Linked DNA regions of Mus musculus: region 2 is linked to region 1. Evidence: chromatin loops called from intact Hi-C (ENCODE). Cell type or tissue: left cerebral cortex. All regions are shown on one strand.

Region 1 (8,000 bases):
ACGGGCACAGGACAGGCAGGGGATAGATATGTACACTGTATTCTTTGACTCCCTCCCCTGCCCATTCCCAACCTGGAAGTGGAACCTCAAGGTAGCTTGTGGCCGATAAGCCCTGAAGAGTGGCGCCAGCACTGCCCACGGGAGGCTGTTCTATTGCCTGTTAGGTATGAACCCCATAGTAGGCCTTTCGAGAGCACTGACATTGTTTCAGCCCTCTGCCTTGAGAGGACCTTCCCTATCTCAGCACATCTCCACCCCTGAGTGATCCAGCTGCCTCTTGAGTCACACTGTGTGACTCCGCCTCTCTTTACTCACAGCTCTGCCAGGACCCACTCCCTTGACCTGAATTAATTGACTCCGGAAGCCACATCCTTTTTCCTTCAAAGGCAAGTCTGAAGTCCTCATGCTTCCCTATGCCTTAACAATGGATCAGCTTCTTTCACCCCCTGGCACCCACAGCTTCCACTCCAGAGAAGACAGCAAGGTGCTTAGAGAAACCGAGGCAAAGGCTCTTCCTTTCTTGTTTCTGAGCTCCCCTTCTTTCTCTTCCTTTTTTTTTTTTTGTTTGTTTGTTTGTTTGTTTTTGTTTTTGTTTTTCAAGACAGGGTTTCTCTGTGTAGCCCTGGCTGTCCTGAAACTCACTCTGTAGACCAGGCTGGCCTGGAGCCTGAGCTCCGTCTCTGTATTACTCAGTACTCATACCCAGGATGGGTGCCTGGATAAAGCTCTACCCTTCACCTCTGTCACTGGTCAGGCTCAGTCAGAGCTTCTTCCAAGGCAAACCATTCACAGACTAAACCTGCATATGGAACGACACTAAGCAGAGTTAATGATTATCTGTTTTTAGCAATGGTGTGTGCGTACGCATGTGTGCTTTCTTTCCTTGTCCACTCACTTCCGGGAGACTTGCAGGGACTCTGGACCCCATACAGATAGTACTTGCCCAGATTTGACTAGCCCAGATAGAAAAGAGGATCAGGCCAGTTTTCAACTTGACAGCTTGGTGACCTTTGATAAGATCACCTTTTCTTGGGATCTTAGACCTTGTAATCACGCTCTTCCAGCGGTGACATGCAGTGAGGAAGTGCAGGGAAGTAGGTTAGACAGGAGGAGGACGTAAGCTGTACCAGTTTGGGAAGGGGAAGTATAGACTCTGGGGAGCCTTCTTCACTGATGACTGGACAGATGGCCTCACAAGGGTACCTCTGCCAGCATAACTTACGATTATCCTGATGCCTTTAAGACTTGGGTTCAGGGTAGCCCAGCCCCAAACACACTTCATTTCTTCGATGTTGTTTGGTGTGTTTTGGAAACGGTCTCATTTTGTAGTCCAAGCAGGCCTCAAAAGCTGGGAAGCCATCCCTCTGCGTGAGCCCAGGTTTTGAGGTGGTAAGGTGTGAGCCACCATGCCTGGTTGGAGGAAATTGAGATCTAGGAGCCCGACTTAAACTTAGTATTTCATAGCCTGCAGTGCCTGGAGTAGTTGCATTGTCTCTTGCTGTATCCAATATGGAGAACAACAAAATGAATTCTTCCTGATGTGAGTGTACAAGCCAATGCTACCGTCTCACTAAAGATCACCTGGTCTTACCTATAAACATACTTAGCCAGTTGTCTGGCATGTGCTTGTTAAATGAATGTTACCTAGTGTATCCCTGAGCATAGCTGTCTAATGTCCCTTATTTATAGATGGCTCTTTCCCTTTGGCCTTGTTTTAATTATGACTGGTGAAAAGTTACCTAAAACTAATCAAGATACCAAGTCAAGGCTAAAAGGATGGGGCGTCTCCTAGAATAGTATGAATAGTGTGAATATGTGTGTATTGAGCTCCACACCCGTTCCCACATCCCATTGTGGTCAGGGAAGTCATTTCCTAGAGCACTGGAGCTGTAAGTGTGTGGCTCTGTCGGGATGAATGGTACGAGGACAGGAACTCAGCACAGACAAGGGAGGAAGGCTTGCTATGGAATGAGCAGTAGGCATTGAGGAATAGCACAAGACAGAAGGAAGGCGTTGGAAATCTGCATGAAAAAGTGATAGAAGATCCTGTTGCCCTCCTGACCCAGACATCCTCAGCAGCTAGAAAAGACACAACAGGACTTGAGTACGTTTTAGAAGATGGCTGGCTCTGGGATCATTCTCCAACCCAGCGAAGCTTTTGCTGAAACATCAAACTAGACTTTCCCTTGAGTGAATGTGCTTGCCAACTTATGCCCTGGCTCCACCCATTGGAACAGGAAACTAAAACAGCCCTCCCATTCATTTCCCTCTTCTGTGCCTCCCTCTAGGTGTCTCACCTCCCCACTGTCCACTCCTGAACTTCCAGAAACCTTGGTTGATGAGAAAAATCTGGTGGCCATTTTTAGGCTCCTAAAGGCAATAACAGGCCTTGCAAATGCCTTTCTAAATCCTTGGTTTTGCCTAACATCTCCTGACTGCTGTCCCCATGTGACCTAAATAAACATGATCATGTGAAGCCTGTAAGGCTGTTTGTTTTAAATAGCAAGCATCTCTGCTAAGCCCTGAAGCAGATGGGGTACTGGGGGCAAGGGAAAGGCCAGCATTCAAGTGTGCCTTCATTCCACTTTCACTTCCTCTCCCTGAGAGAAGGGAGATGCTTTCAAAATACTGCTCAGAAAAGTAATTTCTTTTTTGTCACAGAACTGGTCCTTCACAAGATTAGAAGCACTTGGCTTTGTATGATTGCTGTGGGCCACTTGAGGGAGACAGGACAAGCTGGACAGTTTGAGTGAATGGTGTTGGCTTCCATGCAAAACAACAACAAAAAGGCCGGTAGCGCCACCTCTGGCATCTCCATGTTCTGTAGTATGTGTAGGTCAGGTGCAATAACACCCAAAGCAAGTAGACACCAGGATGGAAAGGCAGAGCCTGCACCCCTGTAGGCTTCTAAGAAAAGGCTGCTTAACCTGTAGACAACTGGGCTCTCAAGAGTCTACCTTCTCACTAAAGATCACCTGGTCTTACCTATAAACATACTTAGCCAGTTGTCTGGCATGTGCTTGTTAAATGAATGTTACCTAGTATATCCCTAGTATTTTCCTTTGCTTTAGCTTCTTAGTGACACTGGACATTTGCATAAGAGTTATTCATGCTCAGGTTCACACGCTACAGTTCAATACATCAAGATCAAAGACTCCATTCAGCTGTGCCGGGTGTCTTTCTCTAGGATAAACCTGAAGGGGAAGGGAGACCCGCCACCCTCTTTTGTTCTGTGTTCCTGGCAGCTCCTGAAGTAGGCAGGTAATGTTGGATAGGTTGGATTGTCACGGTGGCCCGCTCTACGATCTTATGGTTGGGTTTCCGGTGCTGTGCGATGGAGCCCAAGATCCTGAAAGCACCGACTGGCATGTCTCCATTTCCCTTGCATTGGCTACCATGGAGGTTGAAGCATTAACAGGTAACTGACTATCCCTAGCACTGAGAGTAATTGCATCGGCTTCGTTGTGCCCATAATATTCTAGTGCTTTTCAATGCTAACTGTACGAATGGAGATTGTATGGCTTTCCACCAAAGAGAGTTCCAGATGTAGGATATTTTTGTTGTCCTAATCAAGAAGATGTAAGTGCTCAGCCCCCTTCCTGAACTGCAGTTTGATAGTTCTTCACTTTTGCGAGGACCCGAGGTGGTAAGAGGCAGCTGGCGGTTGAGAGAGGTCTGACTAGACTACGAGTTGCTCAATGAACAAGGAGCAGTTGGAGTAGTCCCTTCACTTGGGCCTCAGTTTTCTTACCTGCAAAGTGCAATGATTTGGGCAAGCTGACTTCAAAGATCTTTCTGACTGTACCTAGGGACAGTCCTAAGCCCTGCAGCCAAGATAAAGACTGACTGGCGAGCTTAGGAGAGTGCGCGGTTCCAACCCAACACAGTGAGCGACCCCGCCCCGCGCCCAGCGGGCCGCTAGGGTAGCGCGCGGCTTCCGCCCTCCACGTTGTTGTTCCTGATTTAGGCCACGCCTCCTCGGCCTGGGCTTTGGACGCTTCTCCTTTTGATTACTGGTGCCGGGGCCCAACAACGAGGTGCCCTCTAGAGTGGCACACTTTTAGTCCCCACCCATATCAGAAACCGGTGGACAAAGAATTTAGGAGAAGGGAAGTAAGCCCTGGTTTTGAATGGGAGGGTAATGTAAAGCAGGGGATGGACTGCGGAATTCCCCTGTAGGTGTCTCACCCTTCCGTCACCCGGTGGCCCTATCCGCACCCGCTAATACGACCCTGTAGACACTGTCCCTTTAAACCGAAGGCTGGCGGCGCGGGGTGTCCATGTGGAGCTGCTCCATGCCGTGTTGTCCTGCCCGCCCATTGGCGGGCGGCCTGGTGATGTAGCCTAATAGGATGCGAACGCACTGCGGGGGGAGGAACAGAGACAAAATCCGGAACGGGATCAGCTCTCCCGTCCCTCTGTCAGGACTCTAGCAGCCTGCTGTCAGCTCCGCCCAGGGGCGGATCCCGGGGGGAATTGCGACAGACCGGACGGCTGCGGGATTTAGGTCGTGTCTACGTGGGGCGAAGAGACCTAGGGGTCAGACTATAGGTCTCCCTGACCTGTGTCACCGCTGTCTCAGCTAACCGAAGCCTTGGGCTTCCCATTCTCTCAGCAAGGCAGATCCCGCCGTGAATGCCCTAAGCACGCAAACCCCGTTTAACTTGTGGCTGGCCACGGAGAGGAGGGGCAAGTAGGGAAAGCGGAAACAGCGAGGAAGCCTGGTTCCATCTTCTCACCCCCACCCAAGCCACGTGTGCGCGCGCGGTGGGCGGGGCCATCCCTGGCGCGGCCCCGCCCTCAGTGAGACGCCGCGGCCCTGCGGGCGGGGGCTCCGGTCCGGGCTTTGGCTGCGGCCCCGGTGTAGTAGCGGGGGCGGCGGCCGGGGGCAGCGCGGCTCCTTCCCTTGTTGTGTGTGTCGGTGCCTCCTCGCCATCTTGTTGCAAAGCCCTTTCTTGTCGGCGGGACTCCGGGGGCCGCGGGGCGGGAGGCATCGGAAGGGAGGAAGAGGAAGAAGGAAGGAAGAAGGCAGTGCCGCCTTTTTTATTTTTTGCATCAAAATTTTTTTAATTTGCAAATTTTTATTTTGCAAATATTTTGGGAGACATTGATTTTTCTCCCCGTGCTCCCCCGTTCTTTTCTGAGGAGTGCGCTGCGCCGCCCAGCCCTGTCGCCCCCCGGAGGTGATCCCTCCCTCCTGCCGGCCCGCCAGCCTGACCTGTGCTTGGCTCGCGGGCCGCAGCCTCGGCCCCGGCGCGCCCCCGGCTGCTCTCGCCGCGATGAGCATAGAGACGCTACTGGAGGCGGCCCGCTTCCTGGAATGGCAAGCGCAGCAACAACAGAGAGCACGTGGTGAGCGGCCCGGCTGGGCCCCTGGGGCACTGGGCAGAAGGGGAGGCCAGTGACCCCGATCCCTGAACCCACTGGAAATCGCAGGGAGGCCCCTCTATGGCGCGACCTAAAAAGCCGGGCACAAACTCCCCGCAAGAGCTGCCGTCCGGGAGGAGTGATGCGAACGTTGAAAATAATTAATGAATTCATTAACATGCAAAGAAGGACCCAGTTTCTGCGGGTACCACCCTAGCTGACTGGCACCCCCGTACACCTTCAGTGGGGGGCCCCTTAGTTGTGGGCGGGCGGCGCCCTCGCTACCATTGAGGATGTGTGAACCGGGGGATGGGGAGAGGGATGTTGATGTGTGGGGGTGGCAGACCCGCGTGTGCTTGCGTGTGAGCACCAAGATGATGTGTGATGGGAACCGGGGAAGAGCGGATGAACGGACCTGTACACGGGTGTGTTTGTACAGCACACGAGTGGGCGTGTGCGTAACTGAGTGGGGGTGGGGAATACTCTACGCCGAGCTGCTCTTCGGATTCCCTGGCCTGGGCTGGAGGGTGCGGGGAGCGCTCCCGGCAGATCTACGCGCTGCTTGGGGCGGAGGCGGCCTTTGCAGAATGAAATGACATCGCGTGTCTTATGATCCTGGCCAGCCCCGCCTGACCCCGCCTCCCAGAGCTGGGCTGGGTCGCACGTCTAGCTTTGGCTGAGAGCTGCGCTGATTGGGTGCATGTGAGTGTCCCGCGGGTCGCTGGGGGCAGCCCTAGGCCCCCCTGCCTTGCCCTGCTTTAGCCGGTGTGGAATGTGGCGTGTCTGCGCGTTTCAAACCCGCTCTTGGCTGGAATGTTGCGTGTGCCTGCGTCCCAAGCCCGTTGGTTACCCGGACTGCTGACGTAGTCAGGCCCCGCCCCCGACCACGTGCACGGGGGACACTCCCGCTGGGGACTGTGCGGCCCGGCCCCTCCTCACCGCCTCGCGGTTGCCTAGGGGCGGGGTCTGGGCGGGGCTGGCGAGGGGCCTGGAGTCGGGTTGGCCTCCAGCTCTGGTTGCTGGCCATCTCCCAGGGAGAGCCTTTGCCCTGGGTAGGAGGAGCTATGTTCACCTAGGCTCTTGCTGGATCCTCCTGTTTTTGATCCTGTAGCGAGGGAATCCTCAGAATCTCAGGGTGACATCTATAAGTAACATCTCACTGACCCACTAACAGTGTCCCTAAGCCCTTCTGGCAACAACCCGGCCACATTGTTATAAGCTCGCCTAAGAAGGGTAAACTTTGGCGCGCCCTCAGAGGCTAAAAGAGGGTTTATGAGACTGTCATCCACCCGCTTTGGCTATGGTCCCTAGCCTTCGAGTGCTGCTTAAATAGGGGCCGAAGGGAAAAGACCCCCGCTTTCCAGCCTCTTGTGAGGGCCTCAGTTCTGAAGCAGTGTGTGTGCAGTTCCTAGGGATTCCTGGTTCCCCTACCCCCTCAGAACCCTTCAGTCGGTAGTGTTGTGGTGGAGTTCTTCGCCCTCCTTCCCTTTCTTTCTGCCTATTGTTGCTTCAGTGATGAGTCATGCAGGAGGTAGTAGTGTGTGTGTTGTGTGCCCGCGCACAAAGGCGCGCGCGCGCCTGCAGCTTGTTCCGCGCGGTGGGGCGGGAGGAGTGGTAGCCCGCAAGGGGCGGAGGAGCTGCAGGTTCGCAGGCCTTGTCAGACCGAGTAGCCACTCAAGGTCAGGAGTCACTGGAGATTTGCAAGACCCAAGTGCTTAGGTTTTTTGCAGAATGGATGGCTGGGGTATCTGTCCACATGTCCCTCCCCTTTGTGTTTTGAGTCCAGAGCAGGGTCAAGCAAGTGCTGGTGGTTAACCAGAGCGACTAGTATACCCCTCTCAGCGGCGGATGTGGGGAGGGGGAAAATTGAAGAGTTTGAGAGGAAGAGTCATCTGCTGCTACCGTCAACACAATGCAGATCAGGAATACCAATCATACCCCCCCCCCCCCATGTAATCAGGCAGTCTTGGAGAGAGGAACAGGATTGACCCTACTGTTGCCTCTGGGGAACTCTTATTTCACCTTCCAAGCCATATAGAAAAAGGGTGAAGCCCCCCCCCCCCCTTCTGCTGTGCTCTGTTAAGCCTACCTGTAAGGGCATGTGGGTTGGTGGATGCGCCTCTGCAGAGGAACCTGGGAAAAGCCCCCTTAAGAAATCACACAGCCCTTCCCCCAAATAGTGAGAGGTGGGGAGAAGCAGAGTTCAGCACTCAGGTCACAGCTAGCTGGTGTTGGACCAAAGGGTCTTAAAGGATAGATAGGTGGGGACTGGTGAGCCAAATCTACTCCAAGAACTCAAGACCAGATGTGGTTCCCACGGGCTAAAACCTCCACAGGTGATACCAACTTGCCGACCAGAACTGCTCATGCTCTGAGATACTTACTTCAGATGTCCAGCTCTGAGCAGGGTTCTCTTGTCCTCTCCATTCCCACCTACAAGGTCAAGCCTGCCGTGGACCAGCTTGGTCACGTGATGAACCCGGGGGTGTGATGCACATTTAAGCAAGGATGACAGAGAGGAAAGGCCAAGGCCGTGCTAGTGCCCAGAGGAGGGTTGAGCCTGGGTTTTGCCAGCATTTGTGGAGATGACTTGAATTATTCTCTTCTGGTTTGGAGGGAGCTTGCTGTTGTGT
Region 2 (8,000 bases), 180 kb before region 1:
TAATAAATAAATGTATCTTTTTTAAAAAAAATCAGAGTAGAGATAATGACATATGTTTATCTAATAAAAAAAAGTTGGGGTGTGGAAAAGATGGTTCAGCAGTTAAGGGTACTAGCTGCCCCTGTTTTGAGACAAGGTCTCGGCATGTAGCTTTGGATGCCTTCAGAGATCCATATGTCTCTGTCTGCCTAGTCCTGGGAGCAAAGGCATATGCCACCAGGCCTGATTGCACTGGCTGTCTTGCAGAGGACTGGGTTTCTTGCCCCCTATGGTGGTTCACAACTGTTTATAAGACCAGCCCAGGCAAAATACCCAAACACATAAAAAGCAATAAGTAAATAAATACTCTAAGTAGCCCGGTAGTGGTGGAGTACACCTTTAATCCCAGCACTCCAGAGACACAGGCAGGTGGATCGATCTCTGTGAGTTCAAAGTCAGTTTGGTCTACAGAGTTAGTTCCAGGACTGCCAAGGCTACACAGAGAGACCCTGTCTTGAAAATCCCAAACAAATAAAAATATAAAATAATATAAAACAAACTCTTAAAATTAAGAAAGAGAATAGAATATAGAAAAAAGAAAATATACATGCACATTTATGCATAAATACTTTATATGCTATATCTCTAGTAAGGTATAAGAATTGGTAACTTGGTTGGGGTGGTAGTACCTCATCCCTTTAATCCCAGCACTTGGGAGGCAGAGGCAGGAGGATCTCAGAGTTTGAGGCCAGCCTGGTCTACGAAGTGAGTTCCAGGACAGCCAAGGCTACACAGAGAAACCCTGTCTCAAAAAACAAAAACAAAAACAAAACAAAACAAAACAAACAAAAAACAAAACAAAACAAAAAAACCCAAACCAAACCAAACCAGAACAAAAAAAATAGTAAGTTGGGCTGTTTGGATGGGCATGAACAAGGGAGGGAGGGAAGGAGGGTAGGAGAAGCTGGCGAGATGGCTCAGTGGTTAAGAGCACTGACTGTTCTTCCAGAGGTCCTGAGTTCAATTCCCAGCAAACATAAGGTGGCTCACAACCATCTGTAATGGGACCCAATGTCCTCTACTGGTGTGTCTGGAGAGACAGAGTGGCAGGGCACTCGCATACTAAAAAAAAAAATCTTAAAAAAAAAAAAAAAGAAAAGAAAAGAAAGAAAGAAAGAAAAAGAGGAAGGAAGGAGACAGACGAAAGAAGACAGACAAAAATTTCCCCTCTTGATTCTCTTGCCTTTACCTCTCAAGTGCTGGGGTTTCAGGTGTTCACCACCATGCCTGACTGTGTGGTGCTTATTTCTTATTTATTTATTTTTAGAAAAGTTCTCAGGCTGGTCTCTAACACACTATGTAGTTGAATTTCTGATCCCCCTGCCTCTGGGATTACAGACTTCTGCCACTCTGCTAGCTGCTCAGTCCAGGAGCAGGCGGGGGGGGGGGGGGCGGGGGGGGGGGTCAGGCTACCTGCTGAGCAGGATTCCTGACACTCTATGTCCTTTTTACTTGTCGGATTTGGAACAATGTGAATTTATTATCTGTGCAAATTTTTAAGTAAAGTTGGCTGTGATGGTGCATCCCTGTAATTTATGTCGTGAATTCCAAGCCAGCCTAAACTATAGAATAAGACCCCTTTCTCAAACAAGCAACCAAAGAATAGTCTCCACCCAGAAGCACTCAAGGTGTGCCCTGAACACTCAGACAGTCTTGCAGCCTTGCACAGGACATTGCTTGGAGCTTTCCAGGTCAGCAACTGCACACACACACACACACACACACACACACACACACACATACTCACTCACTCACTCACTCACTCACTCACTCATATACACATGTGCGTACATGCCATATATACATACATATAATTAAAAGTAAAAACAAAAGCACAGGGCTCAGTTAGTAAAGTACAAAGCCAGGCATAAGGATAGTCCCCTACAATTCCAGCACCCAAGATGGAAACTGGAGAATTCCTCAGATTTGTTAGCTAGCCAGCCAGCTTAGCTAACTGCTGAGCTCCAAGTTCAGTGAGAGTGTGAGAGAGACCTTACTTTAAGAAATAAGGTGAGGTGAAGGACATGCACTCACTCACACACACACACACACACACACACACACACACACACACACACACAATAAAAATGTAGTAAAGGCAAGAACACACAAACATGTATCTACACACAGCAAAACACCTGAGATTCAGCAAGATGATAGTGATTTGCTCAAGTTCACTACAAGAGACAGGTACGGGTTCCTAGGGACTGACTTCCAGTCCACTTCGATGTCAGGTCCACACACACCTTGCTTGCCTGCCTTTTGTTTGTTTGTTTGTTTGTCTGTTTGTTTGTTGTGTGTTTTCTTGAGACTGGGTCTAGCCAGGAAGCCCAGGCTAACCTTAAACCCTTTATATTCTCTCCTTGCCTTCTGAGTGCTGGGATGACGGATGGAAACACTGAGCCAGGTTCCTGCTGCCTGATTTCTATGTGCACCCAGCAATAAGGTCTTGGTCATTCTTCCAACTTCCTTGTGCAATAGCCTGAAATCACTTCTCCTTAGTCCTGCTCAGTTCTCCTTTGCCCTCACATAACAGTCAAGAGGATCTTTCTGACACATACATTTCTCTCCTCCCTCTCCCTTCAATGGAGGGTTCCTTCTTCTTTTGGCTTCAGTTCTCATCATCACATGTGCTCTAGGGGCAAACTGAACTTCCTATGTATTCTATTCTGACAGTGTGTTACTATGTAGCCCAAGCTGGTCTCCAAATTCAGGTCCTCCAGCCTTTACCTATCAAGAACTGGGATTGCAGGCCCTTGTGGTCACACTAGATCTCTAAAAGGAAAGCAGATTTAACTTTCCTTTGCAATGTATACAAGGGTGTATGTAGACCGCTCCCATCTCAGCCTCAGATTGCCAGGGTCCATTAAATCCTAGCAAGTGTAAAGACTGTGTTTAGTGTTTCACAAAGGGCTTTTCCACCTGTGCATGGAAGGCTTACCCTGTCCCCTCTCTGCCTGAACATAACTGTCTGGATAGACCTGGTTTCAATATCACCTGAGACTAGGGTTGTCTCTCAGCAGTAGACACCTTTACCATGCCAGAGGTCCTGAATTTAATACTCAGTAGGGCACACACAAGAAAAGTACCCCCCCTCCCCCAGCAATCATGGACCTCACTCCTTATTCCCCACCCAACCAAAAGAACTGAAAAATAGATAACAACTATAGTAAGGATCTATTTATTGGTCTAAATCTGAACTTGTTCTGTGACTTTGGCCCTCATTGTCCTTCACTGTAAACCAAGATAGTGGCCTGGAAGTGAGTGAGTGTGTGTGTGTTTTACACAGATAGGGGAGGAGCCCATGGTGCTGAGTCCAAGTTTTCATAGTCTGTTTCTGACACTTTATGCATATTTGCAACCTGCACACCTTCCTCAATAATCCACACTTGATCTTAGCCAAAAGGCCTAGAAGCGATCTTCCTCAATAATCCAAATACACTCTAGACCCTTCCCTTCAGTAGGAAAGAGCCCACTCGGTGAGGAGGATACAGAGGGTCGTGATAACAAAGCTGCTTTAGAACGACGCGGTCTTTTGGCAGATGCTCAATAAGAAGCAGAGGGTCATTGGGGGAGGGGGAATAGGGAGCGAAGGCAGTCCTAGACAAGTCTCCACCCAAGGTCACGGCGCCCGCCCAACGGGCGGCGAACCTAGGAAACGTCTCCCGGAAGCCCCGCCTCACCAGGGGGCCGAGGCCTCTCCCCTTTGAGCCCGGACGCGTTGCCTTTAAGGCTTTGAAAGAGTCACTGAATCTGTGAACTGACTACGGAGTGCTCGGTGTTTTGTCCCTCGTCGTCTGCCGTGGGCAGGCCGGGCGCGAGGGCGGGGTAGGGGAGCGGCGGCGGGGTCAAAGGCTAAAGCGCGCACCACGTGGGCCGGTGACTCCGTCCTTCCCGCAGCGGCCGTGGCGCGCAGGGCACTTGGGTTAGTGGCGCGGCGTGCGGCGCGGACAGGCGAGCCGGACGCCTGCTCCCGCCATGGTCATCAAGACGGACGAGTTGCCGGCGGCCGCCCCGGCCGACAGCGCCCGGGAGCACGGCTCGCAGGCCGGCGGCAAGGGGCGGCCGAACGCGGCTGGTGAGTGAGTGGGCCGGGGGCAGGGACAGCTGGGCTAGAGCCCGGGCCGAGTCCGGCCGGAGGGCTCGGGACTCGGTGGGAACAACCGTCTTCCCTCCGCGTCAGTGTGGGCGGTGCACTGGGCCGCCCCCGCCCTGAAGGTCACCTTCAGTGGCACCCCCGGCTACGGCCTGGACTTCGCACGTGGGGACCGTGGAAGGGCATCCACGGCGGACACACTCGCGCAAGATCGCGGGGACACGTGCGCGCACACGCGGTTTGGTTTCAGGGTGCGCCGCCGCCGCAGACCGATGGAATCGGCGGCCCCACCCCCTCCGCGCCCCTGCTTGGGGAGCTCTTGGGGCTGGGGGCAGTGACACTTGCGGCCCTGCCACCTTCTGGTTCTCTTGTCCTAGACGTTCCTGTGCGGCAGAGCTGCAGCACTGTGAGTGAGGCTCAGTTTGGAGCTGCCCAAACTTGGACTATGGGAAGAGCGCAAGTTGGGGTGTGTGTGTGTGTGTGTTATTGGGGTGGGTTGTCTCTGGTACATTCTTAGAGACAAGGGCTTAACCCCAAGTCATCAGGCTGTGGTCTCAATTCTTTTAGTTACTGGCCTCCACTTGATCAGGGGTTTGGGGTCCTGCCTGTGTGTGGGCAAAGCCTAGCTGTTTGTCAGGGGGAGGTGTTTGTGCCTGAACTTGATCATTAACCTGCCTTATTGCGAAAAGTGGGTCAGACTAGAGCTGCTGTTTTTTTAAGGCAAAGGTCATTAGTGTGGAGTGGAGCGCCCAGCTCTCCCCCGTGGGGGCTGTGTGGTGGTGGCTTTGGGAGTGGCAGAGGCTTGTCTAGGGGTGGGGCCTACTTCTCTTGTACTTAGCCTGTGCCCTTTCTGTTAGTTTTTTACCAAGTCTCAGGCTCCAGCCTTGAAACTGGAAACCCCTTCCTAGGGCCTCCTCACTTTTCCTCAGAGCCAGCCTGGTCCTTTCTACCCAGGATGCCAGTGAGTGCAGACCCTCTTTATCTCTCTTTTCCTCAGCTCATCTCCTTATTCTTCCCAGCTCCGGTGAGCAGACTAAGGCTAACACGGGAGTAAGGATGGCCCTAATGGGCCTAGCACTTGCTAGACTGTTATCCATCACAGTGGACTTACCTTGCCCAAGACAAGGCCTGAGTTGTACCCAAGCACAAGAAGTGCTGAAAAATGTCGTGGCTCTGAATCCATGGGCAGGCTGGGTAAGAGAAGGTTAGAGCTGCCTGTTTCCCCTCCATCAAAGAGATCTGAAGAGATATGAAGCAGCTTGTCCAAGGTCATAGTGATTTCATTGTCCAGGGAAGCATTTGGATTTCCAGTTTACGGCTAGCATGCCAAGTCTACCCCAGCCCAGCCTAGAGGAAGCTGAGGTGGGCATGCTGGGTTATTATGTATGTGATTCAGGGGATTTAGGAACTGGAATGGTAGTGGAGGATTTTTGATGAATGAAGCTCCCTTAACTATATGCTAAGGGACTCTTGGGTGTGTGTGTGTGTCAGGGGGTGCTGGGTTGGGGTCAGAGCATAGTTCTTCATCTTGGGGACACACAGGACTTTCTACTTGGTAGGATCTTGGCTTCTGTGTCCCAGAAAACTGGTATAGATAACAGACTATCCGGCCATCTTGGATCTGTTCAAAAGAAGAAAGACATAAATGGAGCCTGTGTCGTGTTTGTCCTGCTCCCCCTGCCCTCCCCCACCCATCTGCTATCCCATGGTAAGGTTTCTGCATGGGTATCAAAGTGTAGCCCCTGACCCACAGCCCCTCTTTCTAGAGCTCTCCAGTACCTTTGAGGAGGCGATCGAGGCAGGCCAGGGACAGTTACCTTAAGAATAAAGTAACTTTTAGGGGTTAAGAGAACAGGCAGGTTTTTCAAGTTCACAGTGGTGTGTCAGGTTCCTTCTGTACAGGGGAGGGCTCCCTGAGTTGGGCGTGGAAACTGAAGGGGACTTGGCAGACGAGGGGAGAATTTAGGGGCTTATAAGCTCTCCAGCAGGATCTTAAAGCTCTTTTTGGGTGGTGTCTGAGAAGACACTTGGACCTTGAAGACCTATTTCTGGTCTGGGGAAACAGGAAGGAGGCAAGCAGGATCTTCCATAAGCTGTCTCTCTGCCTCTGTCCTCTTGTCTTGAAGCCCTGGGTTCAAGGATGGGGCAGTGTATCTTTTGGAGTTCGACTTCCTGTTCTGCCCCTACCTGCTGATTCCTTAGCTAGGGTGTGGCCTGGCCCTGGCATAGTCTCTGAAGATGCTGTCAGACTGGAGTGGCATACAGAGACTACTTGTGGTTACTCAGACCCCTTTGTAACTCCTGCCTGTGACCATCTCTGGCTAGGGGAGTGCTGTCTAGGCCTAGGAAGGCTGTGTGTTGTCTTTCCGCTCGGATCTCTCCTAGAGACTGTAGGTGGAGGTTAGCAGTGTACTAAGTGCCATTTAGGCAGTTAGTCCCATTCTGCAGAGGATTGCCTTTTTATTTCACTTCCCTAAAACCTAGGTCTTCAAAGACCTCTAGGATCTGAGTGCAAGGGAGTAGAGACTTGGGTCATCTATGGCCTCATGCACCACCTGGACTGAGTCCTTAGGCTTCCAGGGGAAGGCACTGCTGTAGCCTGGTCTCTTGGGGAGAATGGCAATAGACCTTACTCTAAAAGTAGCGTGCAGAGGTTGGGTTTGGAACTTCGACACACATCCCTTTTCCTAGACTTAGCTTCACAGCCTTTTGCCTCTGTGACCTTGGACAGCTCACTTATAAGCTGTGTGGAGCTTTAGTTTCCTTGAATGAGATGGGATAGTTGATTTGAATATGGTCCTTCTGGGGAGATGGCCTCAAGTGAGCACTGGCTTAACGTTAACTTGAGTGAGACTCCTTTAGCATTGTTACCAGGCTGCCTGCTCCCCTCCCAGGATTAGGGTGTGTTTGAAGAGGGGGTTAAAAGGGATGGAGCTCTATCTGGATCTGACCCTTCTTGCCTCAGGTCATAGTGTGAGGCTCAGAACCTGTTAGGGCTGAAGAGAAGCCAACGGTCTGCTTAGCTGTCCCTGGGAATGGAGGGCCCTGGAGTGAGAGCCTTGTCCCCCTTTCCACCCCCATGCTGGTTAGTATGGATGCCAGAGCAATTCTCACTGGGCCCTGGCAACAAGTCAGAGGCCCTGCGAATGCGCTCTGGCGAGGCTGGGCATGCTGCTTCTCCACAGTGTGATGGCCTTCAGCCTCTTGCTGGCAGCTCTGTTTTTCCCCAGGGGAGACATTTGGTTTTCTCCTGGTGGCGCACAGGCTGCTGGGAAGAGAAGAGGTAGTCTGCCAGCTTCTTGGTGCAGCTTGAAGTCCTGAGGCTTGGGTGCAGTTGTCCTCTGGGAGATTGGGAGCCCATCCCCCTCTCACTAGAACCAGTGACTCTCAGGAAGAGGCCAGCTGCCAGGTCACCTGCAAGAGACAACAGGAGCCAGAGGCCCCAGCCAGTCCTTTGACCTAAGAGGAAAGCAGGGTGCTCTGTCGGTAGCTGGTGGACCAGGGGTGGCTATCTGATGGCCTGGGCCCGGGTCTGTGCCAGCTGTTGTCAGCAGCTGGCTGAAGCAGTCCTGCCTACCACTGGTGTAGATGGAGCTGAGGAGAGGACCCCCTTGCTGAGCTCTGCTCCTGCCAGCCTGCCCCCTATGCCTTCTGTCCACAGGGGCTCAGGTACCCCAAGTGCTGGGTTCCTATGTTCCCCTAATGGCTTTGCTAGCAGTGGTTCCATTTCTGAGGTATGTGGGGAGGTGGGCCTAAGTACTAGTAGTAGTTCTTTCCAAGGTCCTGAAGCCAGTGGGGCCGCCTGGCCCTCAGTTGTCCTTCTGCCCGACCTTGAACAGAATGAGAGGCAGGGGGAATGTGCCCT

What was found. Hi-C counts contacts between places; a loop is a spot of excess contacts. Peaks named below come from ENCODE experiments on the same cell type or tissue, not always from the same donor. Only the 100,000 strongest peaks of a DNase experiment are listed, where the experiment ranks them.
Region 2: it touches region 1 in a loop (2.4-fold over the local background); 16 of 42 quality-filtered maps call a loop at or near these places.

What each region holds. Positions count from the first base shown.
Region 1 is chr11:74,826,050-74,834,049 of GRCm38, forward strand. It overlaps Mnt (max binding protein), which reads left to right and starts at 4,875. Exons shown (of 6, transcript NM_010813.3): 1 at 4,875-5,352. The coding sequence starts at 5,280. It also overlaps a transcript of Mettl16 not described here. In left cerebral cortex, CTCF peaks have their summits at 2,803, 3,908 and 4,887; DNase peaks (open chromatin) are centred at 2,230, 2,584, 2,764, 3,985 and 5 more places; H3K4me3 peaks cover 3,944 bases; H3K27ac peaks cover 4,828 bases.
Region 2 is chr11:74,645,578-74,653,577 of GRCm38, forward strand. It overlaps Cluh (clustered mitochondria (cluA/CLU1) homolog), which reads left to right and starts at 3,927. Exons shown (of 26, transcript NM_001081158.3): 1 at 3,927-4,117. The coding sequence starts at 4,018. In left cerebral cortex, no CTCF peak of the experiment used is centred here; DNase peaks (open chromatin) are centred at 3,801, 4,301 and 7,376; H3K4me3 peaks cover 2,324 bases; H3K27ac peaks cover 1,986 bases.